Linked DNA regions of Homo sapiens: all the other regions are linked to region 4. The links are chromatin contacts, found by Hi-C or POLR2A ChIA-PET in ENCODE. All regions are on one chromosome and are shown on one strand. Each heading gives the region's core, a stretch centred on a gene start or an enhancer-like site at or near the end of the contact. The rest is flanking DNA. Distances are from core to core; before and after follow the strand shown.

Region 1 (3,902 bases), core at 19-2,518, 130 kb after region 4:
TCTCACACACCCTGGCCTGTAGTCTAAACATGTCCTGGAACTAAAGACCACATGTCCTCCACCCTCCTGACCGCACGGGTGCTCTTCAGGAACACAGACTGTGGTTATTCTCCTTAGGTTTAGCGGCGGAAGGACTCGTCAGTATCTCCTGATGGAATAAGTACCCTTTGGCATCATCTTGCTAGATCCATCTTCCCTGAAGGCGGTCCCACCCTCTTCCACGGCAGCCAGGTCCTGATCTGCACAGGCTGCTCCTGCTGCCAGCCTGGATGGGAAGCCATCCCCTACAACACACATGCCTTCCTGTCGCAGCCTCTCTCCTCTCTAACTCCAAGCTGGAGCACCCAACACTCTTAGCTTCCTTCTCAATTACACCAAAACTCTCCAGACCCCACTTCTTGCCTTGACCCCAAACCACGAACATCACTTAGTATCTACCAACCACCTGCCAAGCATTGTTCACATATAAAAGTTGACTTAAAAAGACAAAGAATCGACCGGGCGCAGGGGCTCATGCCTGTAATCCCAGCACTTTGGAAGGCCGAGGCAGACGGATCATTTGAGGTCAAGAGTTCAAGATGAGCCTGGCTAACATGGTGAAACTCCGTCTCTACTAAAACTACAAAAATCAACTGGGCGTGGTGGCAGGCGCCTATAATCCCAGCTACTCGGGAGGCTGAGGCAGAAGAATCGCTCGAGCCCGGGAGGTGGAGATTGCAGTGAGCCGAGACCGCACCACTGAACTCCAGCTTAGGCGACAGAGCAAGACTCCATCTGAAAAAAATACAAATAGTCTAAAGAAAAGTCTAAAAAGCAGACACTACCACCAGCTCCTCCTTACAGACGTAGTAATGGAGCCAGGTATGAAGACTCAGCTCGAGAAATTTAGTATTTCCAAAGCGACTGACGCAGTGACTGGCAGAGTTAACGCTACACGCTCAATACCCCTCTCTCATTAACTCGGATCTGCCCCGAGGACCTCTTCCCGCCCGAGGCCTCGTGGGGTCACGCTGGCAGGCAGAGCAGGCAGGCTCCTCTCCAAAACGGCGCTCGCCTCCTGGGCCCCGGTCTGGGCTCCGAGCCGTGGCCTCGCGAGCCCTGCCCAGCCACCCTGCCGAGACTGGCCCGCATGAGCCAGCTCAGGGCCGCCTCTTCTGCCGCCCAGGCCCCTGCAGCCTCCCGCAGCCCCCAACCCGCTCTCGGCCCGGCGCGAACCCGCACGACCGCCGCCACCAACCAGCTCGGCCGCCTCGCTGAAGAAAAAGAAGATAGCGGAACCGGAAACCACCTAATCGCCGCCGAAAGCGCTTGCGCACGGAGCACGCCGGACGCCTGCGTCACAATTCGCGCCGCGCCTTGGGCCCCGCCCTGCCGCCATCTTGGATGCTGGCGAACGAAGCCGCAGCGCACGTGGGTGAAGGTCGCCCACCCGCTTCCGGTTGTGGGCCCCGCCCGCCGAGTCACTTGAGACGATTGCACCTCTCCCCGTGTTTGCGTCCGCTGCCTCTAGGCCACTGACAACCGCTGGCGGTTGGCGGGCCCTCAGCGAATAGCTGAACGGAGTAGAGGAGAATGTTTTCTAATAAAGCAAAGGTATTAAGCAGAGGACTGCGGGTCCAGGACGCAGGAGTCGGGGCTGGGAAAGCACCTAACACCTGGAATCGGTTATTATAAAGCTCTCGGCCGCTGTGCCTGAATGGATTTCAGGACAGCAGCAGGGAGAGCAGACGGTACTACCGCATTCGCCCAGAAAGGTGGTGGTGCCTGACAAAAGGTGTCAAGCGGGACTCAGGATTTTTTTTTTTTTTTTTTTTGAGACGGAGTTTCGCTCTCGTTGCCCAGGCTGTAGTGCAATGGCGCGATCTCGGCTCACCGCAACCTCCGCCTCCTGGGTTCAAGCAATTCTCCTGCCTCAGCCTCCCGAGTAGCTGCGATTACAAGTGTGCGACACCATGCCTGGCCACTTTTGTATTTTTAGTAGAGACGGGGTTTCTCCATGTTGGTCAGGCTGGTCTCAAACTCGCGACCTCAGGTGATCCGCCCGCCTTGGCCTCCCAAAGTGCTGGGATTACAGACGTGAGCCACTGCAGTGTCTCTTTTCAGTGTAGGATCCAGATTTGTGGGTGGTTAAAAAGTGCCAGGGCGGGACCTGGGTCCGGTGACTCACGCCTGCACTTTGGGAGGCCGAGATGTGCGGATCACCTGAGGTCGGGAGTTCGAGACGAGCCTGACCAACATGGAGAAACCGCATCTCTACTAAAAATACAAAATTAGCTGGGCGTGGTGGCGCATGCCTGTAATCCCAGCTACTCAGGAGGCTGAGGCAGGAGAATCGCTTGAACCCGGGAGGCAGAGGTTGCAATTAGCCGAGAGAGTGCCATTGCACTACAGCCTGGGCAACAAGAGCAAAACTCCGTCTCAAAAAAGAAAAAAAAAATTACAAAAATTTTTCAGGTGTGGTGGCGGGTGCCTGTAATCCCAGCTACTCAGGAGGCTGAGGCAGGAGAATCGCTTGAATCCGGGAGGTGGAGGTTGCAGTGAGCTGAGTTCACGCCACTGCACCCAGCCTGGGTGACAGAGTGAGACTCCATCTCAAAAAAAAAAAAAAAAAAAAAAAGTGCCACGGCGGGTGCAGTGGTTCACACTTGTAATCCCAGCACTTTGGAAGGTCAAAGAGGGAGGATTACTTGAGGTCAGGAATTCACGACCAGCCTGGAAGACATAGTGAGACCCTGTCTCTACAAAAAAAAGTTTTATTTTGAACTATCCAGGTGTGGTGGTGCGCACCTGCAGTCCCAGCTACTTCGGAGGCAGGAGGATTGCCTGAACCCATAGGTTTGAGATTGCAGTGACCCATGATTCAGCCACTGCACTCCAGCCTGGGCAACAGAGAGGTGCTGTCTCAAAAACAAAACAAAAAAAAAAAGTGCTGAGTACAGAGAAGATGGGGAGCAATGAGAAGTTACCTATAGGCTTAACAGGGGTACCTGTTTATTTCCTTGAACATTTGCAGGCACTACTATACCAGGCAAAAGCAGACACTCTCACGTCTGGGAAGATGCCTTTAAGAACCTAATTTCCTTTTCTTTTTTGAGACAACAGTTTTGGTCTTTTTGCCCAGGCTAGAGTGCAGTGGTGCGATCTTGGCTCACTGCAACCTCTGCCTCCTGGATTCAAGCAATTCTGCCTCAGCCTCCCAAGTAGCTGGGATTACAGGTGTACACCACCACACCCAGCTAATTTTTATATTTTTGGTAGAGATGGGGTTTCACCATGTTGGCCAGGCTGGTCTCGAACTCCTGACCTCAGGTGATCCACCCACCTCGGCCTCCCAAAGTGCTGGGATTACAGGCATGAGCCACCAAGCCCGGTCATAACAACATAATTTCTAAGTACTCAGAAGATGAGGTAACCCTGGGAGTGTGTCTGATGGGGAATGGATCTAGTGTGGCTCCCCTATCTGGAGGAAGGCTGAGATCTGGAGAAGGAATTATGAAATGAGGATGGGAACACTAGTATTGTGAGCAGTGACAGCAGCGTGAGGGAAGACCTAGCTGGTGACGGGAACTTGGGTTGTTATAGCTCCCACCAGGGGGGGTTCCAAAAAAGGGCCACATCTCTTTCTAGCCCTGTAGTGCCTGATTGTCTGCACCTCCCTCCAGCAGGGCCCCCAGCCCCACATCCAGCACTTGCCCTCCTTTTGGGTTGCTTGGCTTAAGGACTGAAGAAGCCACAGCTAGGTGTACTTTTCCCTTTTTAGTAATGGTGTCTTTTTATTGATAACTTCCCAACAGCATCTGTAAACATCGGGTACAAAAATATTCCATTAAACTCTTTCCCGAGGTGGCTCCGTTTGCTCCATGGAGGCCTTCAGAGAGGCCTGCTGGCCCCTCAGGTTCCAC
Region 2 (3,861 bases), core at 534-3,033, 240 kb before region 4:
AAAGAAAAAAAAAAGAGTCACAGGGATTGGGACAGGGGAGGGCAAGATCCCTTCCAAGGCCAGGGTAGTCAGAGAGGCTTCCTGGAGGAGGAGACAGGGTGGTGGCGCTGAGCCTGGAAGGACAAGGCAGAAGAGATGCCTGCAGCGAGGGCATTCCAGGTGGAAGGAACAGTTTGGGCAAAGGCCTGGATGGGGGAAGACTCAGATCTTGGCGCAGGAGTCAATCTCCAAAAACAACCTGACCTGGAATTCACCTAAAGGTAATTTGAATGTAATGTAACCGCCAGCTCAGATATACTATTCTTCTTAGAAGGAAACAGAAATAAAGGAACAGGGAAAGGAGACAGGAGCAGAGGTCTTGGAGATGAAAAGCAAAAGCCTCTCTGAAGTTGTCAAAACACTCAAGTGTCGGCCAGGTGTGGTGGCTCACGTCTGTAATCCCAGGACTTTGGGAAGCCGAGGGGGGCAGATCACTTGAGGTCAGGAGTTCGAGACCAGACTGGCCAACATGGTGAAACCCCATCTCTACTAAAAATACAAAAATCAGCCAGGTGTGGTGGCATGCACCTGTAGTCCCAACTACTCGGGAGGCTGAGGCAGGAGAATTGCTTGAATCTGGGAGGCAGAGGCTGCAGTAAGCCGAGATTGTGCCACTGCACTCCAGCCTGGGCAACAGAGTGAGACTTTGTCTCAAAAAAAAGAAAAGAAAAGAAAAGAAAAACTCAAATGTAAGATCAGAGCTTTAGGGCGCCACAGGCCTTGGTTCCAGGGAGCTGCAGGACCTCTGTCCACAAACGAACCAACGGCGCCGCACCGTGTGATTTTGGAGACGGTGCCAGAGAGGGGGCGGCACCAGGATTGACAAGTGGGACACATGGGCTTGGGGCTGGGGAGGTGGATCCTAGTTCAACTCCGGAAGGATGCTCTCCTGGCAAGTGTGGGAAGGGGGTGCTCCCTGTGACCAGAGGTGACAAACGCAGGCCAGTGGAGGCTGAGGGGATGCAACCATGCGTTGGAGACATTTCCTCAGCCTTTGGATTTTGGAACCCTCAAACAACAGCAAAGATAACCTTAATCCAACCATTGTGGGCATTTTTACCATCGTCTTGGGAGGGACAGAGGTGGACAGACGTCCCTGCTTAGGGATGGGACGGGCAGGGGAACAGAGGCTTCTCTCTCTTTGTCTTGCTTCCCGTTCCCTCCCGAAGTTGATCTCTTCCGTTTCCTGGCAACACCCATTGAGCACTTACTGTATGCAGACCCTGAGACCCACTGCCCCCTCCCCAACCTCACTGGGCCACCCATGTCAGCCCGGGAGGGACCTGACCTCCCTCACAGGCCCAAAGTTATGACCTCAGGTAGTGGGGACAGAGGCAGCTGTCTCCTGAGAAGGTGACAGGAGGGTGAGGTCACATCGCTGTCCGTGCAACTCTCTCCATCTGCTTCCTATCTCTCCGCCTGTCTCCCCCGTGTCTCTGTTTCTGGGTCTCTTTCTCATCCCAGATGTCCCTCTCCGTCTGTCTCTCTGTCCCCACCCTCTGCTCCCAACCCGACCCCACGCAACCCCCCCCCCCACTCCCCCTCCACCGCCCCTAACCCCCTCCCTCAATCCTCCGTCCCTTCCCCAGTCCCGGCCCCCGCCCCTCCCCCTTATCCCCTCCCCCATACCCTCTCCCAGTGCAAAAAGCCGGCAGGGGGCGCAGCGGGGCGGCCTTGGCGGCCCGGGGAGGCGGGGCGGGCGGCGGCCGCGTCGGGACCGGCCGCGATGGGACCGGAGGCGGCGCGGGCGGCGGCGGCGCAGACAAAGGCACGGGCGGCGTGGAGGGCGGCGCGGAGGGCGCGGGCCCGGGAGCCAGGGAGCGAGCGGGGCGCCCGGCAGCGCGGAGTCAGCGCCGCGGGGGCCGCACCCGACTCGCGCCTGGACACTCGCGGGGCGCCGACCTGGCAGGGTGAGCCCGGCCTGCCGAGCCTGCGCTGGGAGCGCGGGGGCCTCGAAGTCCCAGGGCCAAGGGGAGGGCGTGGGGGTTCCCCAGAAGTTTCGGACCCGGGACTGGGAGCGGCGCGAGGGGTCCCCAAGTTCCAGGGCTGGAGGGAGCGCGGGGGTCCCGAAGTTCTGGATTCAGGGTCTGAGAGGGGACTGCGTGGGAGGTTCCCAAAGTTCTGGACCCGGCGTTGGAGGAGGCTGCGAAGAGGTCCCCAAAGCTGCGGACCTGGGGTGGGGTACTGGGGTGGGAGGGGTCCGGACGTCCCGGACCCAGGGACTGGAGGGGTGGCAGGGGGTCCTCGAAGTTTAGGAGTCTAGGACAACGCGGAGGACCGGGGTCCCGGACCCAGTTAGAGGAGGAGTCACGAAGGGAGTCCCCGGAGTTACCGACCTGGGGTTGGAGGAGGCAGAAGAGGTGTCCCCCGAAGTTCTGGACCCAGAGACAGGGGGCGTCGCGGGAATCTCGGAAGTTCCAGGGTCAGAGCCCGCGTCCCGGAGTTGGGGCGTGCACTGGGTGTCCTGCCTCGGGTGGGGATGGGATCCTGAATTAATATTAACCCCCCCGTCCCCCGCACTCGGGTGCATGGGATGGGGCCTCATCCACCGGCCAGATTGGGGATCCCGGGCACCGGGCGGTGTCGGACCCCCCTCCGGGAGCCCCGTGGCCGGCGGCATCCGAGGCGCATGACTAGTTGGTGAGTAACTTTCCCCAAACGCTGCAAGTCGCAGCAGGAGCTGCCGGACCGGAAGGGCCTGGGTTCCGGGGACCCCTGTGTTCCCCAACTCCCACCCGGCGCAGGACCCGCCCCCAGTCCAGGCCAGAGCTGCCGCCCCACCCCCACTCAGGGGCTCCGGTTTCAGACCCTGTGACCAGGACAGCAGCTGCCCAGGACAGGATAGGGGGGGCATCCCCCCTTTGACCACAGAGGCCGCTGGGCCAGGGCCTCCCCTCCCCCACCTGTCTTCCCCCTCCTCCAAACTCCTCCTTGGTCCCCTGCAGATTCGGGGTTGCTGAATGGCCCAATGGGGAGGTTGGGGAGCCCTGGTCTCCCAGTGTGGATTCTGCTCTGCCCTCATGGTGGGCATTGGGATTGGCTGTTTGTCTACATCTTGTCTTTTTAACTTGGCTGGGGGCTCCCTGGGGATTTGGACTCTGGACTTCAAGGTGTGCTTCTGCCCTAGGGTGGGAGCTGCTGGGGGTGGGGTCCCTCTGCAGGGTGTAGTGGGGAACTGGTCTCCTGGTACTACACACCTCTCAACGCCCCATTTTTTGGTGGAGAGCCCCGCTCTGGCCAGTCATGGGTGAATGTGGTGGAAAGAACTCAGCAGAGATTTGGCCTCCACAGCTCAGCCTGGGATGGAGGGGACTTCACGGGGGTGCAATAACCAGGACAATGAGAAATTTACATCTGGATGTCAGCGGCCACCAGGCTCCTCTCAGAGGGCCATCTCCTGTACAGGGTGTTGTGGGGGCTTCCCCTAGACAAAGAAAGATGGGGTCTGCTTGCTCTGAGTTATCTATAATAATTATCTTACCTTTTTGTTTCTTTTTATAATTTCTTTCTTTTTTGAGACAGGGTCTCACTCTCTTGTCCAGGCTGGAGTGCAGTGGCCTGACCATAGCTCACTGCACTGCAGCCTTGACCTCCTGGGCTCAAGTGATCCTCCCACCTCAGCCTCCCCAGTAGCTGGGACGGCAGGCACATGCCACCACACCCAGCTAATTGTTTAAATTTTTGGTAGAGATGGGGTCTCGCCATGTTGCTCAGGATGGTCTCGAACTCCTGGGCTCAAAGGATCCTCCTGACTCAGCCTCCCAAAGCACCAGGTGTACTTTGGGCCTCTCCTGCCTTTTTGATTGAAAGTTCCATGACGGG
Region 3 (3,951 bases), core at 1,204-3,703, 250 kb after region 4:
GTGAAGTGGTATCTCGTTGTTTGTTTTTTGTTTGGTGGGTTTGTTTGTTCATTATTGCTCCTTGCAGGGCAGGGCTAACCCATAGGCAGTGTGCCCAGAGTAGCCAGTGTCTCGTTGTTTTGATTTGCATTTCCCTGATGACACATGGCATTGAGCATCTTGTTATGTGCTTTTAGCCATTTGTATAGCTTCTTTGAAGAAACGTCTATTCAGAGCTTTTGTTTTTCCAAGGACACGAAAACTGGCATTTTTTATTTATTTATTTTATGTTTTTGAGACGGAGTCTCGGTCTTGTTGCCCAGACTGGAGTGCAATGGCATGATCTCTGCTCACTGCAACCTCCGCCTCCCGGGTTCAAGTGATTCTCCTGCTTCAGCCTCCCAAGTAATTGAGGTTACAGGTGCCCACCACCATGCCCGGCTAATTTTTTTGTACGTTTAGGAGAGACGGGGTTTCACCATGTTGGCCAGACTGGTCCCGAACTCCTGACCTTAGGTGATCCGCCTGCCTTGGCCTCCCAAAGTGCTGGGATTACAGGCGTGAGCCATGGGCGCCCGGCCTGTTGATTTATTTTTTAACGTTTTCATCTCCCTGTGGAGTCTCTTTTCAAATGTATTTTCGTGTTCCTCTGTTTTGAGGTCTGACGTTTGTTGCCTGGAAGCTGCAGTGCAGCCGTTGGGGACACTGCACAGCTTGGGGCCTCTGAATCCCGATGTGCCCTAGTCCTGGGCCCTGTTTCTTCTTCTCCTGAGGCCACACATCTGGCCATCCTGTTGTCCAGCTGTGGCCCAGGTAACTTCCCAACTGCCTGGAGGAGTGGCCCGAGCCTCTTTGCTGCCTGACAGCCCTGGGCTCACTGTCCTGCAGCCCCACCAGCAGTGATGAGGATCTGGAGTAGAGCTGTGGGGGATGGCCCTGCAGCAGTCTGTTGTCCCCTGAGGTCGTGGTGCCTCTTGCTCTGGGCCCTGGATTCTCTGGATCCTGCAGCAGTCACCACTCATGCTTCTGCTATGCTTTCCGGTGTCTTCACTCCTCCTTTTGTCTCTGCCTTGCCTGTCCAGTGGATGCAAATGCCTGTTCTCAGTTTTCTGTCTTTAACTGGGAGTTCTGTTTATGTCCACATGGCTCTCCTCTCAGGCCACCAGGGAAGTGACACCTGCAGTGGTCTGTAGCCTAGCCCATTTGTTAGGGAGATGGGCTCTGGGTGTCACTGGCTGGCAGAATGGCCACGGCCCTGGACTTAAGTCTCTCTGCAGGGCCTGGAGGGGCGCTAGGCTGCCCTGAGATGGCACAGCCCCCGGGAATTGAACAGTTGGGTCAGAGAGGATACCCATAAGCTGCAGGGTTGCTGGCGGGGGTGGGGGATTCCACTTGCCCAGATCACATGGAGCGGGAGAAGGGGCATGCACTGGGGTGTTTCTTCCCTTCTTCCCCAGCTGCATCACCTAGTCAAGCTGGTGGCCACTCTGCCGCCCTCCAGATCCTGCTGTGACCTGGGCTTCCAGGAAGGCTGTCTCATCCTAGGCCAGGGCCCTCCGTTCTCTTCTGCATTTTGGACAGTTTCTGCAGTGAGCGTTCTGAACAGGATGAACAGCTGTCTTTAAAAGCAGGGTCCAGCACCCTAGCGTGTGTCCCTGGTCTCTCCGGTAGCAGGCACCTACACAAAGTGATCCTCCTCTGGGCTCAGGGGGACAGTGAGTGGGGAAGTCCTCCTTTGGGTGAAGTCGGGGGCAGGATGGCCTCAGGCCCAGGCTCCTGTGACCCCTTGGCCCTGCTCTGGATTTGGGAGGAGGGGGGTCCCTTCCTTGAGGCATCTCCACCGGGCCCCCATGTGGATACAGGCCTGGGGCCCCTAGGCCCCCTCAGCACCTTCTGACCTAGCCCTGCCTCTCCTTCGCAGGAAGCTGTGCCAGCCACAGAGCACTGGCAGCCTCCTTGGAGACCCTGCTGCCTCCAGCCCCCCAGGCGAGCGTGGGCGCTCGGCCTCGCCCCCACAGGTAAGTGAGGCATGCCTGGGGTGACTGTCCCAAGCACCTGCAGGGCACTCTGTGCTGCATCAGTAACCCTTGTCACCTTCCTCACCAGCTCTTTGGAGCATGAGCTGCTCCAAGTTGAGCCGCCTCCCTCCGCCCAGGGACCAAGGGGGAAGCTGTCGGGTTGGGGTTGGGGGCAGATTCCTGCCAGTGTGGCCGCAGCACCCCAGTGTCACAGTGCGGAACCTGGGACGGGGGGCGGCTCCCTGATGTGGGCTCAACCCTGGGCTTCCTGCTCCTGTGTCACAGTTATCACTGGGGAAGCATGCTGAGCACAGCAGCGCTTTAGACCAGTCCCCAGGGGTGGCCCGCTCACACACTGGGCCCTGCCCTCCCCCTGCATCGATCCCAGCAGGCTGATGGGCCCCAGCTGAGGCCACCCTGAGCGGCACCTGGGACCTGACTTGGTGCTCGGGCGCCCCCATGTGGCCAGCGTGGGCCTTGCAGGCGGCGTTGGGTTTTCTAGCCAGGCCAGGGGATTGCCTGTTGCTGCTCAGCCACTCTGTGCTCCCCTCTAAAATGATCTCTGCTCCTCTCCAGAAGCGGCTGCAGCCTCCTGATTTCATCGACCCCCTAGCCAACAAGAAACCCCGGATATCGCACTTCACTCAGAGAGCTCAGCCTGCCGTCAACGGGAAGCTGGGCGTGCCCAATGGCCGTGAGGCCTTGCTGCCCACCCCGGGCCCACCAGCCAGCACGGACACCCTCAGCTCCAGCACTCACCTGCCCCCGCGGCTGGAGCCCCCGAGGGCCCACGACCCCCTGGCCGATGTCAGCAATGACCTGGGCCACAGCGGCCGAGACTGTGAGCACGGAGAGGCGGCTGCCCCAGCCCCCACTGTGCGCCTCGGCCTGCCCCTGCTGACGGACTGTGCCCAGCCCAGCAGGCCACACGGCAGCCCCTCGCGCAGCAAGCCCAAGAAGAAGTCCAAGAAGCACAAAGACAAGGAGAGGGCGGCTGAGGACAAGCCCCGGGCCCAGCTTCCAGACTGTGCACCTGCCACCCATGCCACCCCCGGAGCCCCAGCAGACACCCCAGGTAGGTGCCCAGGCAGGAGGGCGTTGCCGGGGCTCTAAGTACTGGCCCCACACCCGCCTCACCCTCATGGGGTGTCGAGGGGGCTCAAGCTGTAGAAGCCAGGGGAGGGGACCCTGTTGCCCCAGGCCCCATCAGATTTGCCCTGTGTGCCTGGCACCTGGCACCCTATGTTCCTGCACCTGGTCCTCTCCCTGCCTGTCTGGAGTGCCCGGTGCCACTTGCAGTCAATGTGCCAGGCCAGCACTGGGGGCCGGAGGCCCAGAGCCTTGTGGGGAACTGAGGCCGCAGAAGGGGCTAACATGCAGAGAGGAATGGGGCCCAGGCCCCAGCTCTGACTGCAGGGAAGCCCCAGGAGCCAGGGCCATGCTGAGGTCTGCTGGGGTTCAGGGAAGACAGTGGGGGCCCAGGCAAGCCAGCCCTATTCAGGGAGAGGCAGCACAGGTGCAGATGGGCAGATCCTGGTGGGAGAGGGATAGCACCTGGACCTCTGTAGGCACCGTGCGACTGTTGTGGACTGTAGGTTTCTGCTGTGGGGACAGGGCCTGGCAGGCTGGGATTGGGGAGCCAGGAGACCTGGGCGGCTCCGAGACCACAGCCCAGGCACCTAAACTGAGCAGCAGTAGCACCCGCCTAGCACCGTGGCCATGAGCCTGCGCAGCTGTTCATTTATAGGAACCAGCAGAAGCAGTGGCCAGCGTGCAGCGGCTGTTCCACCACCATGTGCGACAGGGGCTGCAGTGGTCCCATGTGGCGATGGCGGCCAGTTGCAGATGGCCACTTCGCTCTCGGCGCCAGCTGGCCCAGGGCAGCCCAGGTGGTGTCACCTGCTGTGCTTTTGGGTTGTGTCTCTGGGGAGGAGGCTGAGTCAGGGGATTCCTG
Region 4 (3,726 bases), core at 1,104-3,603:
CCAGCCTAGGCGACAGAACAAGACTCTATCATAAATAAATAAATAAATAAATGCATAAATAAATACGTAAGTAAATAAATGCAACACACAACCCTGTCCAGAGAAGGTGCTTAAAGGAGCAATCCGGGGAAATCCAAACACAGTCTGGAGTCTAGTTAATAGAATTGTGACAACTGGGCCAGGAGCGGTGGCTCACGCCTGTAATCCCAGCACTTTGGGAGGCCAAGGTGGGCAGATCACGAGGTCAGGAGATTGAGACCATCCTGGCTAACACAGTGAAACCCCGTCTCTATCCTGACCGAGACCGTCCTGGCTAACAAGGTGAAACCCCATCTCTACTAAAAATACACACAAAAAAATTAGCCGGGCGTGGTGGCAGGCGCCTGTAGTCCCAGCTACTCGGGAGGCTGAGGCAGGAGAATGGCGTGAACCCAGGAGGTGGAGCTTACAGTGAGCCGAGTCTCAGCTATTCAGGAGGCTGAGGCAGGAGGACTGCCTGAGCCCAGGAAATTGAGGCAACAGAGCGAGAGCGAGACTCCATCTCAAAAAAAAAAGAACTGTGACAACTGGAGGTCCCAGCCCGGCCGTCGCAACCAGGTCACGTGTGATGTTCACAATGTGGGAAACAGGTGGGGGGTTATGGGTATTCCCTGCACTATCTCCAAAACTTTTCACAAAGTCTAAGAGACTATCTCCTGTGTAATCCCAGCACTTTGGGGGGCCGAGGCAGGTGGATCACCTGAGGTTGGGAATTCGAGACCAGCCTGACCAACATGGAGAAACCCTGCCTCTACTAAAAATACAAAATTAGCCGGGTGTGGTGGCGCATACCTGAAATCCCAGCTACTCGGGAGGCTGAGGGCAGGAGAATCGCTTGAACCCGGGAGGTGGAGGTTGCGGTGAGGCAAGATTGTGCCATTGCACTCCAGCCTGAGCAACAAGAGCGAAAATCCATCTCAAAAAAAAAAAAAAAAAGACTATCCCCTAAGAAGCCAGGTATGGGGCTCAAGCCAGCACTTTGGGAGGCCCAGGCAGGAGGAGGATCACTTGAGCCCAGGAGTTTGAGACCAGCGTAGGCAACACAGGGAGACTCCTGTCTCTACAAAAAATATATACTAAAAATTAGCCAGCTGTGGTGGTACACACCTATGGTCTCAGCTACTCAGGCGGCTGAGGCAGGAGGACTGCCTGAGCCCAGGAAATTGAGGCTACAGTGAGCCAAGATCACACCACTGCAGTCCAGCCTGGGCAACAGAGCCAGACCTTGTCTCAAAAAAAAAAAAAAATGCTGGGCACAGTGGCTCACGCCTGTAATGCCAGCACTTTGGGAGGCTGAGGCGGGCAAATCACCTGAGGTCGGGAGTTCAAGACCAGCCTGACCAACATGGAGAAACCCCATCTCTATTAACAATACAAAATTAGCCGGGTGTGGTGGTACACGCCTATAATCCCAGCTACTCGGGAGGCTGAGACAGGAGAATTGCTTGAACCCGGGAGGAGGAGGTTGCGGTGAGCCGAGATTGCACCACTGTATTCCAGCCTGGGCAACAAGAGTGAAACTCCGTCTCAAAAAAAAAAAAAAAAAACAAAACGGTGGGCGCGGTGGCTCATGCCTATAATCCCAGCACTTTGGGAGGCCAAGGTGGGCGGATCATTTGAGATCAGGAGTTGGAGACCTGCCCGACCAACATGGTGAAACCCCGTCTCTACTAAAAATACAAAAAAAATAAAAAACATTAGCTGGGCCTGGTGACACACGCCTGTAATCCCAGCTACTCAGGAGGCTGAGGTAGGAGAATCGCTTGAACCCAGGAGGTGGACGTTGCAGTGAGCTGAGATGGCGCCATTGCACTCCAGCCTGGGTGACAGAGTGAGATTCTGTCTCAAAAAACAAAAAACAAAAATCCTATCTCATAAGAAACAGTTAACAGCAATGAATACTCCCTCAGGTGAAACTAAACAGATGACCCATAAGCCACACAGTGGCAGCTGTCATATTCTGGGCCAAGGCACAGAGGTGAACAAGGTGCGATCCTGCTCTCACTGTTGCCCCAAGTAGCAGCTCAACAGCTGGCCTCGGCCAAGCAGGCATCTTTCAAGGTGTGCACCCACCACGGGCCGGGCACGGGGCCAGACACTTTGCGTGGATGCATCATCTAATCCATGTGACGACTCCTCAAGGGGGCTCTGTGAGCACCCCCTTTTTACAGCCAGGAAACTGAGGCACAGAAGGGAGGGACTGTTTGGCAGGAGCCAACAGAGGCGCATAGAGCAGCGTGATGAGCCCCGGGCTCTGGGGGCGGGCCCGCGAGCAGGCAGCCTCCACCCCATGGTGGACCTTCAGGCTCCTCCTTCTGCCCCGGCTGAGCCGGCAGTGAAGGGATTAGCGGGCTCCTTGCCGAACAGAGGCCGAGGCCGCCTGGGCGCAAAGATAGGCTGTTGGGACCATAAATCATCCCCAGGGTCTGTGCATTTATTCTGTGATGATATAATGAGCCACTCCTGTCCTAATTACAGCCACCAATCTCGCCTGCCTGGGAGGACCGAAGGGATCCCCGCAGCGATGGAAGCGGGATGCGCACAGATGCGAAAGGACTCAATGGTGTAACGCAGCAGGGAGCCTCTGCTTTCAGTCACTTGAGAAAGAGACGCTGAAGCAGACAGAGAGCCCCTCCGAGGTTCCGAGGTTCTGCAGACCCCTGCAGCCCAGAAAGGTGGACAGCTCGCGTGTCTTTGCGGACACGCTCGGCCTCCCCGTGTCCCCAGCCAGAGGGACGGCCAGCCCACAGAGCCAGTCCCAGGCGCCCTGCTAGGCTGTGCTGATACTTCCTCCCAGAGATTTCCGGGCGAATGACCAGCTGGCATGCACCCACCCACCCTCTGCACCCAGGTGAGTGGTGCCAGATGCAGAGGAAACGGGAAGTGCTGTGGTGTTTCTGTTTTCAATTTTAATCAAAGTTTTGAAACATAAATGATTTCTTTATTTTCATTTTTTTTATTTAAAAAAAAAAAAGTGTGGCAGAGAGCTTCTCTGCAGCAAGAGCCCCGGCAGGAAAGGGAAGAGAAGGGCGGCCTGCAGAAGTTCTCAGGGAGGCTTCGCCCCCTTGCCGAGAGCCCCCAAGCACCGTGGTGGTCTCTGGGCTGTTGAAATACCAGAGTGGGGTATGTGGATAAGGGACAGGGTGGCTAGGATATGGGCACAGGGTATTAGCACCCGCAGTGGGAGAAGGCCCACCCTTCCAAGCAGACTCAGCCCCTCTGGGCCTCACCGCACCCTTCAACCCCACCCCACGGAGTGAAACTCCTGGGACCAGCGGAGGCGTCAGGACCCAAGTACAGAGAAGGGGGAATTTTATGTAGTAAATGAGGACCCAAAGCCTCTCAGCCGCTATAGTGGTGACGTTCCCCAGTGTGGGGCTCCCTGAGATGGAAGACGCAGCCACTTAACATAACCCTCCCGTCGCCAACCCTCCTGGGGAATCAGGCTCAGGATCCATGGGTGTGAGAGCTGCCGAGATGAGGCTCAGTCTGTCACAAGCCCGCCTTTGCCAAGCCCCAGGTCATCACAGAGCCCCAGCACCCACTATCTCCGGGGGACACCTGCCCTGGCCCCTCCTAGGCCTCCTGCTGCTCCCTACTCGTTCCTCCCAGGCCTGTCCCCACATGGCAGCCAATGGGATCCTTGCAAAGCATAAATCCCACATCACTGCCCTGCTCAAAACCCTC
Region 5 (4,071 bases), core at 911-3,410, 220 kb after region 4:
TCTTATGTGATTCCATTGATAAGACTTTCTGGAAAGGCAAAACCATAGGGACAAAAAAACAGATCCAGGATTGCTGAGGGTGCGGGGAGGGTCAGTCTCCAAGTGGGGATGCAGGAAATTGGGCAGAAAGGAAGGTGGCCTGCTCAGCGTGCTGTCCTGGGAAAAGCAAGCAAGGTGCGTGGAGCGTGTAGAGGCCACAGTTTTGGGCAATCTGCATATTTTTGTCTACAAGATTTCTGAAAAACCCTTTTCCATAAGCTTTCTATGCACCTTCGTGAATGCAGATAGAAATATCTGCTGCGGGCTGGGTGCGGTGGCTCACACCTGTAATCCTGGCACTTTGGGAGGCTGAGTCTGTCGAGTTGCTTGAACCTAGGAGTTCAAGTCCAGCCTGGGCAACATGGCAAAACCCTATCTCTACAGAAAATAGAAAAATTAGCCAGGTGTGTTGGTGTGTGCCTGTGGTCCCAGCTACTCGGGAGCTGAGGCAGGAGGATCACCTGAGCCTAGAAGGTCGAAGCTGCAGTGAGCCGTGTTCACACCACCGCACTCCAGCCTGGGTGACAGAGTGAGAGCTTATCTCCAAAAAGAAAGAAAGAAAAAAAATACTTGCTATGCCGGCCACTGAATTACACTTGGCTTGTAGCCAGTTGGAGTCCCTTTCCTGCTCTTACAGGCCCACCTGGCCTGCTGAACACACCATCTGTCCTCCCAGGCTGGCAGAGGAGCTGCCGTGGGTCCTGCCCTCTGCTCTGCCCTGACCGTGGCCACCTGGTTCCCTAGGCTGGAACCAGTGAGGTCCACAATGTGTCTGTCCAAGTTCCCTAGCTCGTCCCTGAGCCAACCAAGCTCACTGGGCAGATCTTCCTTTGTTTTGTAGTTCACGGAGACAGCCCCACTCAGTCACTGTCTAAACTCTCCGTGGCCTCAATGTCCTGCTCCAGTCCTGCCAGGAAGTCTCAAGGAGGATTCCTGAATAGCGTTTCCCAATCATTTGTGCTTTACTGGAAAGGGGGGGCCTGTTGTGGGGAGGCCACCGTCCAGGGCTCTTCCCGGGACTTCACCTTCCCTCTGCTGGACCACACGCCGTGGCTTGGCAGGGTGACCCAGCTCTGTAAGATCAGGACGTGTGTGCTGACACTGGTGCTTGGGAGAGTCAGCAAGATGGACTTCTGAAGAAGGAACAGATGCATTCCTTTCTGTCATTTCCTGCATCAGGGGTGGGGTGGCAGGCCTTGCCCAGTAGACAGCAGGGAGAACGTGCTGCCTGGGGAGAGTGGGCACTTCTGCTGAGTGGGTGCTTCTGGAGGGTGGTGGGAAGGATCATGTGTCTTTGGGGCAGCCTTGGCACCTGCTGCCTTGGGCCTCATTGTCCCCAGGCTGGTAGCAGGTATCCTGGGACCTGGCCAGATTGGGCCCCGTCCATCTGTCTGTGTGTCTCATCTCTTCACTGTGCCCTCTCCCTAGTTTCTGTCTTTGCTGGAGAGTTTTTAAAACAATCCTAGATTTTTTTTTTTTTTTTTTTTTGAGATGGAGTCTCACTCTGTCGTGCAGGCTGGAGTGCAGTGGCTTGATCTCAGCTCACTGCAACCTCCGCCTACCGGGTTCAAGCAGTTCTCCTGCCTCAGGCTCCCGAGTAGCTAGGATTATAGGCGTATGCCACCATGCCTGGCTAATTTTTGTATTTTTAGTAGAGATGGAGTTTCACCATGTTGGTCAGGCTGGTCTTGAACTCCTGACCTCAAGCAGTCCACCTGCCTCAGCCTCCCAAAATGCTGGGATTACAGGTGTGAGGTACCATGCCTGGCCAACAATCAGATACGTTCTTCTTCACCCGTAACTTTTCCATTTATATTTTATATTTGTTGAAGGGAGCAGGTCTTTTTTCCCATAGATTTTTCTGCTTTCTGCTCTGATGGTCGCTTCCCGTGGCAGGGTCAGCCCAGGGCTTCTCAGCCCCTGCACTGCTTGACATTTGGGGCAGGAGGTTCTGTGTTGCCTGCAGTGTGCTGAGCAGCATCCCTGGCCTCCCCCGAGCCAGATGGTGGGGACTGTCCCCGCCCTCAGTGGTGAGGACCAGAAATGGCTCCAGACATTGCCTCGTGCCCTGGGGAAGATTCACCCACCACACTTCCTGTAAACTGGTCACTCGGCCTGGAGGTGGATTTCGTAAGCCACTTCCTGTTGCTTCATCCCCGGAAGTGCTCTTTGCCGGAGGGGAGAGGATCAGGGGATTCTGGCCCTGGAGAGGTTCCTCCTCACCCTTTCCTCTGTCTCAGCATTGAGGACTCTCACTGCCTCCCAGGCTCTGCACCCTCGACCCTTTTCCCAAAGGCATTGCTGTCTTTACAGGAGTGTCCTCATTGAGGGGGAGCTGCCTACAGGAGTCTCCCAGTCTGTGTTCAGTAGCCCCAGTGGGCGCCCAGGCCAAGTGACCGCAGGGCGCAGGCATCACTGCCCTGCTGTGTTGAGGTCTGTTCTCCGAGTCAGGGTCTGAAGTCCAGTTGGGTCTGGGGAGCACCAGCCTCGGCACAGCTCAGTGCCTGCCTGTCCGGCCTTGAAGACCCAGCTGACCTGCTGACTGTGTCAGGCCAGCTGTGGCGGCCCTACCAGGCTCCCCAGCTCCCACCTGGGGCCCTGGCCTGAAGTACAGCAGCGGGGGTGACTTTGTATCTCAGGAGCTCCCAGTTCCATACCTCATGCTGGGTAATGAAAGTTGGATTTTTGCCACTCGAGGGCCTGAGAGGACTTGTGGGGGTGATGACCCCTCAGAGGGTCTACAGAGACTGGGCAGGCGGTGGCCTGAGGCATGGCTCTCCCCTGCTGGGTGTTCTTGGGTGTGAGATGGGCAGTACCCTGCAGGTGTCATGTGCTACTGAGTTACCCCGTTATTTAATTAATGCAGCCTGAGGCCAACCCCAAAGCTTCTAAGGCAGCAGGGAAATCACCTGTGCTACAGTCTGTTCCTGACCCTCTGTCCTGCTTCATAGATGAGGTAACGAGGCGCTTGGCCCCCCTGACAAGGGTTCGGCCATGACACCACGCATGTTGGCTCTGGAGGGAGCAGCCAGAAGAGGGTGTGGTGGGCCACATGCTGTCAGGCGTCCCCACCAGGCCAGGCTGGTGAGCACAGAGGGTGACAGCTGGTCCCACCGTGAAGGGACCTAGCTGGCTCTGCCTGTCTGCAGCCGACACTCACCTCCTGGGCCCTTGATTGGCTTGTCAGGGCACTGCACCCCAGCTGCTTTCTGTGTTTTTTCTCATCCCCCCCACCCAGTCCTTGTGTTCTCATCACCATCTATTTAGCACCCCACATTCAAAACCCCAGCCTCACTACCGTAATTTATGCCTTGAATGATCTTTTGCAGAAACATCATAAGAAAAAAGCCTTTTCTATTCATGCATGCTCACTGTGCCCGCGTCATCCTCTGCAAATCCATAGGTCCATTTAGGGTCACTCTCCCTCCTTCTGAAGAACTTCTAGAACCTTCCTCACAGTGCAGGCCAGATGCTGACAGAAGATTCTCTCAGCATTTGTTTGAGCGAATCTTTATTTCCCTTTCTCTTTTCACTGGGCATGGAATTGTGGTCTGGCGGTGTTTCTCCCTCAGCACTTTGAAGATGCCCTCCCAGTGTCGGGGCTGGCTCCTGATGTGCAGTGTCGGCACCTCGGCACTTGGGGCGACTGTTGTGGCTGTGCTGATTTGCTCATGATGCGCCACGACCTGGTAGTTTTCCTGCTGGGGGTTGACAAGGCTTCTTGGGTCTGTGGATTTATAGCATTTGTTACATTTGGGAATCTCTGGCCACTCTTTTCTCAGATCCCCCGCCTGCCCTCAGGACTCCAGTTACTTGCACGTGGGATCCCCTGCTGTCGTCCGCAGGTCACCGAGGTGGTGTTCGTTTCCTGTAGGCTTCTTACTGTGGGATTCATCTAGGTGGCTCCTGTGGCTTTGTCTTCAAGTTCGCTGCCCTTTTCTTCTGTGGTGCCTGCTGTGACTTCCACCTAGTGGCCGTTTCATTCCGATCCTCCGTGTCTCAGCTCCAGAAGCCCCTCGTGGCTCTCTCACG
Region 6 (3,891 bases), core at 1,287-3,786, 200 kb after region 4:
AGTCACACACTGTTTCCTTTCCCGGCTTAGCCCTTTCCCATCACAGAAACCCCAGCTCTCTCCCAGGCTATCTCATAGTAAGGAGCCTGCGTTACTGAGGGCTGTTGAAGCACCAAAACCTAGGAAACTCTGGATGAGGTGAAGAGCATGTGTGTGTGTGGCACAGGTACTATGGCCCTGCCCAGTGCTCTGCACACCTGCCTTCCTGCCTGCCTGGGAAGTGGGATGAGTAATGGCAGTAGCTGGGGCTTATTGCCGGGTGCCCTTGCCCGTGGGAGGGTGTGACTGGCCACAGCATCCTTAGGATGAAGAATTGAGTAGAGAAGAATAGCAAAAGCTATCTTCAGTCCTAACAAGAGCCTAACTAGTTGGGATTGCATTTGCTGTTGGGTGAGCTGTGGCAGATGCAGAAGAAAGCACACCACAGAGGAGAGGGGAGGGGAGGAGAGGATGGGAGAGGAGTGGGGGCTACGGGACAGTGGCTTGTGTTCCCCTGATGTCCTGGTATGTCACTGCCCTCTGGCACACAGAAGTTGCCCATCGTTCTCAGTCGCCTGAGGTTTGGCCATGATGGCAGGAGGGTGAGATGTCCTGAACCTTGACCTGCTGCTCCCACAGCCCTGGCAGCCCAGAATAGTCAAAGCCTGGGTTGTCTCCACAAGGCAAGAGTTTTTTCCTCTGCTGGAGCTGTGGGCTGAGAGCCTCCTGTGCGCAGGCATCACACATCCCCAGGCCAGGTGGCTCCTCGGGTGCTCAGGGCTGTGGGGGCTTTGTGTCCCTCAGGCCCTGTCCACTGGACAGGTGGTGGCAGGGCTCCGTGGAGAGTGTCCCAGAGTAAATGGGTTCTGGTATATGCAGTGTTTCTCATGACAGCCCATGGGGTGTGTTGGTGGGGGGAGATATAGCTCATGTGCCAGTGTCACTCTCGGGCCTTGGCAGGGATGCAGCTGGGAGAGTTCTGTTTATTTAAAGTCGAGCCTCAGGTTTTCTGCTGTGACTTATTAACCCGTTGATCCACCCTGTGGGCGGTGCCAGGCTCTTCTGAGGCCTGACAGGTGGGCCTAACCTCTGCTGACCAATGACAGAGAGCATCACTGCTCTGATGACCGGACCCAGGCTGCAGGTTCTGGAGTCTGTAGCCACTTCCCCTTCCTCCCAGGCAGAGATGAACGTGACAGGGATGAGATGTACATGGCAATTTCAGATGGGAGTTGAAGAATGCTGAGCTCTGTAGAAAATGTAGGGGAAATTTAGCAAAGCAAGCCACGCGTCATGGATTTCAATCAGGATGTGACTTGAGATGTGGGTAATCCCGAGAGTCACAGATTGCTTTGGAAAAACAGAGCAGGAGTGGCCTCTGTGCGTCAGTGAGCACACCCTTAGGTAGATGGCTGACAGATGCCCTTTGCCCACCTCCCCTCCTCCTCAGCCTCACCCCTCCAGCCTCTCTGTGCCGTCCCTGGCCTGTTGGCACAAGTGGCTGAGGAGGCCAAAATGAAGTGATGCATGCTTAGCAGAGGTGCCAGCACAGTTGACCCCTGCATCCGCCGTGACAGCCCGCAGATCCTCTGCACGCTGCAGCCACCAGGCGAGGCCTCCCTGGATGCCGAGGAGTCAGTGCTTCAGTGAGCCCCTTGGATCAGGCGGGGGGATGTGAGTGAGCGGGTTGTCCACATGGATAGGAGTGGGGTCAGACCTAGCGTCTGGCCAGAGTGTGTGTCCTTAACCTTGGCCAGGCAGCAGCCAGGCCCCCACGTGTGACTCCAGTTAGCCAGGTGCATTCTGAACGGGAGTGATGAGTGACAGTCCCGTGGGCCCTCATCCAGCCTGCAGCAGGGAAGGCTCCCTGAGGAGGGAAGCTCGGCAGGACCCAAGGAAGGGTGGTGTTTCTGAGCCCTAGGCGGGTGCTTGGGAACAGCCCATTCTCCACTCCCGCTGGCTCCAGGTGGCCAGAGTAACAGGTCCCGTCCCTTCCCACCACTGCTCAGACATCTCCTCACAGCCCCTGAGTGCTCAGCAGCCGTGGCTCTGCACGTACCCTGAGCTCTGGGTGTCTGGGGCCACATCAGCTCACTTGGTGAACTGTTACTAGATGAACATGTGGTGGGGCCGGGTGAGGAGGAACGTGTGTCCTGCAATAGCCTGTTCTGTCTGTTCCATCACCTCCAAGAGCCCACATCCTGCCTGGGATTCCCAGTACGGGCAGCTCAGTTCCTCAGAGCCTGGCCAGACGTGCCCCCCACTTGCTGGGGCTCCCTCGCTCCTATGGGTCTGCTTCACTCCCTTGCTGTTCTCCAGCTTTGCCAGTTGCCTTTTCCAGAAATAAGACAGAAAAACTCTGTCACCTTCTTTTCATCCCACTTATCACCCCAGGGTGGGGGTGCTCCCTCCCAGATGCCATAAAGATACCCGCGGCCCTGACTGCTGGGCGGGCGGTGCCACTGGACACTCTCCAGACCACGGATGCTTACAGGGATGTCCCTGCGCTGGGTGCCAGCCTGGCACAGTGCGAGTTCCCTTTTCTTTTTAAGCCAGGTTCCTGTTTTACCACATTAAACCAGCTGTAAAGTGCCACTTTATAAAATAAGCAAGTGATAGGGAGCCACTCTGGCAGGGCCCAGGGAGCCGAGCAGTGCCTCCCAGCCCTGTGCCTGTGTGTGGTGGGTGTGCAGCCACTGGAAGTGCCGAGCTGCCTGCCTGGAGCGCTGGCCTGCCCTGTTAATAACCGAAGCTCTGCTGGGCATTGGCACACCCGGCCAGGTGGCCCCGTGGTTTCCCAAGACAGGGGCTTTTGGATTCCGCATTGATGGCCCAAAACTCCTTCCCTAAGTTGTCTCAGAAGCAAAAACAGGAAGGTCATTGGGTTTCTTTGCAGAACACTAACCCATGCTGCCACCCCGTGTTCCCACTCCTCCTCCTGGCATCTGCAACATGACAAGTGGCAGGTGTCTGGTGTCCGTTGTCATTGGGCCCTCTCTCTCATTTAAACACCGTCTCTTCCTCCTCGGCTTCTTCAGTTGTCATCTCTCAGAGATGGGATTTTGGGAAGTCCCATGTGTGGATTACTGGGACTTTTGTGGTTGGGGATATTTGATCTTTTAGTTATAAACGTCTGCTCCTGATGCGGCTGGTTGCAGGATTTCCCTGGTGGTGGGGGTGCCCGCTGGCAGAATTGACTAAGGTGAGCTCACTGCTGGGTTCTGGCAGCCCTGCCCACTGCGAGGCACAGTCACCACAGGCCTGGCCCTCACCTGGGACACCTCCCTCCCCTCCTGGCCTGCCCACAACTCAGAAGACGTAGTTGGTGCTCTCCACGGATGATGGCTCCAGGGAGCCTTTGTGTACCCACAGCTGTTCCATGGTCCACCCTAGGGTGGTCATGTGTCTCCCTTGCTGTCCTGGAATCCTTCATTCACCTCTGGGTGCTGGACTGGGGGTGTGCGTCCTCAATGGGCTATCTGGCTGTGGTGGTAGGAGCCTCCCGGGTGCTCCTGCCCCGTGGAGCTGTGGGGCACCAGGCAGCTTAGCGTAGAGCACCAGAGCACCTCCCACTTGCTGTAAGCTCCTTGTCCCCATGCCAGGTGCTGCTCATGCCTCTGTGGGACGCACTCCAGCAGCCTCTGGGGGTGACGCCTGGTTCCTGATCGTGTGTCTTCTGACCCCAAACCACCCTCATGAGGCCCCAGGACCTGCCCGCCAGGCCCCAGTGTTTCTTCCTCTTCCTCTTGACTGTGTTCAGGGCCTTCTTTTGGAAAGGGCTGTCCTGGTCACTGGTGCCCATGCTGCCTCCCCTCCTTCCTGCCCACCCGCAGACACGTAGCTGGAGGTTGAGGATGTGGGGGAGATGCTCCCCAAGGATGGACCATTTGTGGGAGAGTCCGAATTTGCCTG
Region 7 (4,100 bases), core at 1,253-3,752, 170 kb before region 4:
CGGTGCTGCTCCGCCAGTTGGTGCCCGCCCTGGGGCCGCCAGTGCGCGCGGAGCTGCTGGGCGCCGCTTGGGCTCGCAACGCCTCATGGCCGCGCAGCCTCCGCCTGGCGCTGGCGCTACGCCCCCGGGCCCCTGCCGCCTGCGCGCGCCTGGCCGAGGCCTCGCTGCTGCTGGTGACCCTCGACCCGCGCCTGTGCCACCCCCTGGCCCGGCCGCGGCGCGACGCCGAACCCGTGTTGGGCGGCGGCCCCGGGGGCGCTTGTCGCGCGCGGCGGCTGTACGTGAGCTTCCGCGAGGTGGGCTGGCACCGCTGGGTCATCGCGCCGCGCGGCTTCCTGGCCAACTACTGCCAGGGTCAGTGCGCGCTGCCCGTCGCGCTGTCGGGGTCCGGGGGGCCGCCGGCGCTCAACCACGCTGTGCTGCGCGCGCTCATGCACGCGGCCGCCCCGGGAGCCGCCGACCTGCCCTGCTGCGTGCCCGCGCGCCTGTCGCCCATCTCCGTGCTCTTCTTTGACAACAGCGACAACGTGGTGCTGCGGCAGTATGAGGACATGGTGGTGGACGAGTGCGGCTGCCGCTAACCCGGGGCGGGCAGGGACGCGGGCCCAACAATAAATGCCGCGTGGTCTGCTCCGCTGGTCTCCTTGGACTCCTTGCCTGGGTGGTGGGGAGGGCGCCCCTCAGTCTTGGTGATCGGATAGGCCTTTCCACCTCCAGGCCACCTGCCAGAGGCCTAACGCGCCACTCCGGGGAGCCGCCCGGACAGGCCCAGGTGCTGCCTACGGGAAGGGCCCAGGGGCAGGGGTCGCCCTTCAGTCCTGCAAGGCAGACCTGTCCCTTCTGGGCTTTGCCTGTCTCCCTCTGGCCTCCTTCACACCCCAACCCGTCACTCAGCCAAGGCAAAACCCCAGCACCCTCCACCCCCTGCAGTTTATCCAACCTTGGTGTGAAGTCAAAACTGTTTATTAATATTTGGTGACAAAAGAACTTAAATTGACCGAAAATCAAAAGTTACATTGCCTTGGTACAGTGCGCCTGGGTTTGTCAAGGCTGCTGCTACAAAGCTGGAGAACACAGCACAGGGCGAAGCAGAGGCAAAGCGGCCCAGCCCAACAGCCGGGATGGGGCAGGGAGCGTCCCTCAGGCCGCCGCGGGGTCACCGCGGAAACCTACCCGGTGCATGCCTCTACGCGGCCTACCGGAAGAAGGGGAAACCGAAAGCCCTAGAGCAATGGGAATAAATAAGAGTCCCTGCCAGAAGGAAGGTGGCCTGTGCGTCCCCGTCTGTCCCATGTAGAAGCCGGAATCTGGAGGTGTTCGGATCAGGGCCAGTGACAGCCCCAGGCCCGGGGCAGGGGAAGCTGGAGGCCTGGCCGCCAGGCAGAATGACACCCCAAGCCAGGCGTTCGAGGGGCTGGGGCAGCTCTCCTAAAATGACCCTCTGCCAATGACACCACACCCTCAGTCCCTTCACACAGAACGCGGTAATTTCTGTAACTTGTTTCCTTACCCCCCAGAAGCAGCAATCACCCCATCAGCAAAGTTGCCGGCAGGCAGAGCTCCCAATTTGGGCTTTCGGTGTGCAGCGCTCCGTGTCTAACCAGCACAGGGACTGTCGGTACCTCCTGGGGACGGGGACAGGGACAGGCCCTCTTGTCCTTCCACCAAATCTTCCAAAGGCCCCCGGGAAAAAGCCGTCAATCCGGGAACAGCCACCTTCTCGCCTCCTGGCCACAGGGCCAGTCCTGGCCAAGGCCCCTCGCAATGGGGCCAAAAGCACCTTCCTCACCGGTGCGGGGCCCTGCGCCGAGTCTAGGCGGGAAGCAGCTTGGCTTCTGAGTCCAGCGGAGAACGAGCAGCTTCCAGGCTCGGCGGGCGGCTACCCCAGCAGCCTGATGCCCCGCAGAAAGAAGCCACTGGAAGCTAAAACCAACAACAAAACTCCTCCGGCCGCGGCACAGGTGTTGCTCCTCTTCTCCAGTAGCGCTGGCTTGTTTAAACTGTTTCTGGAAGCTTCTCAAATCTCCCAGGTCCACCGCTAAGATTTTACAGACAAACTTAGGAAAGTATTCTTCAGTACTCCTTTAAAAGAATCTTGAAAAAAACAAAGAGAAAAACCCAAAACACCCTTATTTTCTTTAAATGAAGGCCCTCGGAGAACACAGGCAGCGCGACCTCGGCGCGTCCGGTAGGCGTGGACAGACGCGCCCTCCCGGGGCTCTGCCCCGCACGCTGCTGTCTTTGCAAGGAGCCTGCTCGGGCACAGAAATGCGAAGTTTTTTTTCCTGCTAAGACGTAGTCCCCTTTCAATCAAAGAGAAAAAGAAATAAAAGAACAGAGGAAAGGGCTACTCTGAGATGAGGGTCTTCCTCCCTCCGCCCTGGCCGCAGCCCCGATGGGACGGAGCGGGGCCTCCTGGTGGCCGCGGCTCCCGCGGGCCGGCCCCTCCTCCGCTCCCTCTGCTCCTCGCCGCCGCGGGCCAGCAGGGGGCGCTCGGCCTCGGCTCCTCTCCCTCGTGCGCTCTCCCTTCCTGTTGCTCACACAGTGGTGCTTCAGTTTTAGCAGTGGAAAACAGGTATCCGTTTATTTTTATTTTTTATTACCCAGAATAAGATGCTGATGGACTAAGCCACGTTGCTTAGCTCTTCCGCCGCCACCTGTCAGGAGGGAGAAGGGCAGGAGGCGGTGAGAGGCTGCGACCTGAGCCCCACAGGTACCCAGCACACAGGACAGTGAGGGAGAGCCCGAGCTGCCCTCCCCGACTCTGATGAGGAAACTGAGGTCCCGCGGTGGTCCCCGGAGCAGACAGGATGGGGTAGGGTGGGGTGAGGAGCCACCCTGACTAGCAGTGAAGGGCACAGGCCAAGCTGGCCCTGAGGGCCTATGACCCCCACCAGGCACAGCACACATTTCCAGATACCACCCCTCCAGTGCAGCTCCCTGGGGAGAGCCCCCTCCCATCCTTCTCCTTGAGGCTGGGGTGGGGCCAGGCCTGCTCCAGGGGGGCTTGCCTTTTAATACTGGGACAGCCCCGTCACCCCGCCATGCTGGTAAGCCCGCTCTCCCTGGTACGTGGAGTCCTGTGAGAGCGCCACGTCGATTTGTGATTTAAACTCGTCACCAAGGTAACTGTCCTGAAAGACAAGGTCAGGAGGTAAGCAAGCCACAGGCCAAGGGTGCTCACATCCACCCAGCCCTCAGCAGCCCCAGAGAAAAGAATGGAAAACCCGTCCCCAAACTAAGACCCAGGAGACCCACTCTGATGACCCCAGCCCAGGGACAGGTAATTCAGACAGTGGACATGGGCCAGGCCAGCTCTCTGGGGCTCTTCAGAGGGAATGTTTCAGGTGCATAGCCCCACCCTCACTCAGGTAAGTCCCGTCCCAGGGGCGGGCTCACCTGGGACAGCTCCGGCTGGGAGAGGCCGGGCTGGCTCATCTGGGAAGGCTGGCTCATGGAGATGTAGCCCTGCGTCAGGGCGCCCTGAGAGAAGGGCTGTGACGCCACATCCTGGCTGGCTTGGCTGTTGGGGAGGTTAGTCTGGCTGGGTCCAGGAAGCCCAAAGCGGTTCTTCTGGCGTCCCCCACGACCAGTCTTGCCTTTCGGGGTGCCTCGCCCTGAAAGACAGCAGTCCAGGGTGATCCGAAGGAGGCCAGGGCCTCGCAGACAAGCACACCCTCAAGAGCTCTCAGGAGGGCCACACCCAGCCGCAGCCACAGATGCTCACCTGCAGCAGGCCCGTTGGCTTGTCCAAAATAGCCAGGCGGTGGCATGGGTGGCATGACCAGGTTGAAGGGGATGGGAATGTTCATGGCAGCCACGTGGCTAGGGCCGGCACTGATCATGCCAATCTGGTCATGGGTCTGGAAGTACATGCTGGAAGGCCGGCCTGCAAATCACAGTGGAACACGGCAGGTGTCACCTGCCTCGGTCAAACCCCAGCGATACCCCACCCACCCCACCAGCCAGTCAGCCGGAGCTGCACATCTGTCCTGGCTCTGCCCAGGCTGAAGATGCGGATTCGCAGGACTCCATGTTAACTACAGCAGCCTGCCTGGGGCTGGGTGCTTGGGCAGGCACCTTCCCCGAGGAGAGTCTGC

Evidence for each region. A loop is a pair of places that touch in the nucleus more often than their neighbours do. ChIA-PET counts read pairs that join two places held with the same protein, here RNA polymerase II (POLR2A). Pooled maps may share reads with other maps.
Region 1: a loop to region 4 is called in a pooled map, with 4 times the contacts of the local background. The contact joins the promoter of UBA52 here to the enhancer-like site in region 4. A Hi-C loop is called at or near these places in 1 of 37 single-sample maps with no recorded cell type and 5 of 50 pooled maps. POLR2A ChIA-PET finds 5 or more read pairs at or near these places in 10 of 52 experiments (B cell, CD4-positive, alpha-beta T cell, CD4-positive, alpha-beta memory T cell and 7 more).
Region 2: a pooled map shows a loop between it and region 4 (2.4-fold over the local background). The contact joins the promoter of HOMER3 here to the enhancer-like site in region 4. A Hi-C loop is called at or near these places in 2 of 50 pooled maps. POLR2A ChIA-PET finds 5 or more read pairs at or near these places in 2 of 52 experiments (GM12878 and activated T-cell).
Region 3: a pooled map shows a loop between it and region 4 (4-fold over the local background). The contact joins two enhancer-like sites. A Hi-C loop is called at or near these places in 1 of 168 maps with a recorded cell type or tissue (sciatic nerve) and 4 of 50 pooled maps. POLR2A ChIA-PET finds 5 or more read pairs at or near these places in 4 of 52 experiments (HEK293, OCI-LY7, WTC11 and 1 more).
Region 5: a loop to region 4 is called in a pooled map, with 2.3 times the contacts of the local background. The contact joins two enhancer-like sites. A Hi-C loop is called at or near these places in 2 of 50 pooled maps. POLR2A ChIA-PET finds 5 or more read pairs at or near these places in 4 of 52 experiments (OCI-LY7, WTC11 and naive thymus-derived CD8-positive, alpha-beta T cell).
Region 6: a loop to region 4 is called in a pooled map, with 2.0 times the contacts of the local background. The contact joins two enhancer-like sites. A Hi-C loop is called at or near these places in 1 of 50 pooled maps. POLR2A ChIA-PET finds 5 or more read pairs at or near these places in 6 of 52 experiments (CD4-positive, alpha-beta T cell, CD8-positive, alpha-beta memory T cell, WTC11 and 2 more).
Region 7: a loop to region 4 is called in a pooled map, with 7 times the contacts of the local background. The contact joins two enhancer-like sites. A Hi-C loop is called at or near these places in 3 of 50 pooled maps. POLR2A ChIA-PET finds 5 or more read pairs at or near these places in 3 of 52 experiments (BJ, CD4-positive, alpha-beta memory T cell and H1).

Annotation. Positions count from the first base shown.
Region 1 is chr19:18,569,223-18,573,124 of GRCh38, reverse strand. It overlaps UBA52 (ubiquitin A-52 residue ribosomal protein fusion product 1), which reads right to left and starts at 1,268. Exons shown (of 5, transcript NM_001033930.3): 1 at 1,216-1,268. It overlaps KXD1 (KxDL motif containing 1), which reads right to left. Exons shown (of 5, transcript NM_024069.4): 5 at 3,747-3,902. RefSeq lists enhancers at 1-579, 1,218-1,557, 1,768-1,887, 1,258-1,934.
Region 2 is chr19:18,939,139-18,942,999 of GRCh38, reverse strand. It overlaps HOMER3 (homer scaffold protein 3), which reads left to right and starts at 1,783. Exons shown (of 10, transcript NM_004838.4): 1 at 1,783-1,949. HOMER3-AS1 (HOMER3 antisense RNA 1) reads right to left here and starts at 2,746. Exons shown (of 3, transcript NR_134913.1): 1 at 2,376-2,746. RefSeq lists a silencer at 1,620-1,819.
Region 3 is chr19:18,449,598-18,453,548 of GRCh38, reverse strand. It overlaps ELL (elongation factor for RNA polymerase II), which reads left to right. Exons shown (of 12, transcript NM_006532.4): 7 at 1,901-1,997; 8 at 2,574-3,072. Among named protein-coding and RNA genes, the nearest start is that of ISYNA1, 13 kb to the right of the region's middle. RefSeq lists enhancers at 1,740-2,546, 2,547-3,353. Within about 2 kb of position 2,453, at least 4 of the 41 ENCODE cell types and tissues checked have a DNase peak (open chromatin) inside an H3K27ac peak, as active enhancers do.
Region 4 is chr19:18,699,783-18,703,508 of GRCh38, reverse strand. All of the region lies in intron 1 of CRTC1 (CREB regulated transcription coactivator 1), which reads right to left. Among named protein-coding and RNA genes, the nearest start is that of CRTC1, 18 kb to the right of the region's middle. RefSeq lists enhancers at 2,203-2,252, 2,596-3,442. Within about 2 kb of position 2,353, at least 31 of the 41 ENCODE cell types and tissues checked have a DNase peak (open chromatin) inside an H3K27ac peak, as active enhancers do; they include B cell, CD4-positive, alpha-beta T cell, CD8-positive, alpha-beta T cell and 1 more, where a contact is called at or near this core.
Region 5 is chr19:18,477,165-18,481,235 of GRCh38, reverse strand. All of the region lies in intron 1 of ELL (elongation factor for RNA polymerase II), which reads left to right. Among named protein-coding and RNA genes, the nearest start is that of ISYNA1, 41 kb to the right of the region's middle. RefSeq lists enhancers at 2,297-2,366, 1,780-2,682, 3,938-4,071. Within about 2 kb of position 2,160, at least 37 of the 41 ENCODE cell types and tissues checked have a DNase peak (open chromatin) inside an H3K27ac peak, as active enhancers do; they include OCI-LY7, where a contact is called at or near this core.
Region 6 is chr19:18,501,752-18,505,642 of GRCh38, reverse strand. All of the region lies in intron 1 of ELL (elongation factor for RNA polymerase II), which reads left to right. Among named protein-coding and RNA genes, the nearest start is that of ELL, 18 kb to the left of the region's middle. RefSeq lists an enhancer at 961-1,010. Within about 2 kb of position 2,536, at least 23 of the 41 ENCODE cell types and tissues checked have a DNase peak (open chromatin) inside an H3K27ac peak, as active enhancers do; they include CD4-positive, alpha-beta T cell, where a contact is called at or near this core.
Region 7 is chr19:18,865,078-18,869,177 of GRCh38, reverse strand. It overlaps UPF1 (UPF1 RNA helicase and ATPase), which reads right to left. Exons shown (of 24, transcript NM_002911.4): 21 at 3,728-3,889; 22 at 3,400-3,617; 23 at 3,012-3,134; 24 at 948-2,657. The coding sequence ends at 3,015. It overlaps CERS1 (ceramide synthase 1), which reads left to right. Exons shown (of 8, transcript NM_021267.5): 8 at 1-633. GDF1 (growth differentiation factor 1) reads left to right here. Exons shown (of 8, transcript NM_001492.6): 8 at 1-633. The coding sequence ends at 581. Among named protein-coding and RNA genes, the nearest start is that of CERS1, 29 kb to the left of the region's middle. RefSeq lists a silencer at 2,363-2,562. Within about 2 kb of position 2,502, at least 2 of the 41 ENCODE cell types and tissues checked have a DNase peak (open chromatin) inside an H3K27ac peak, as active enhancers do.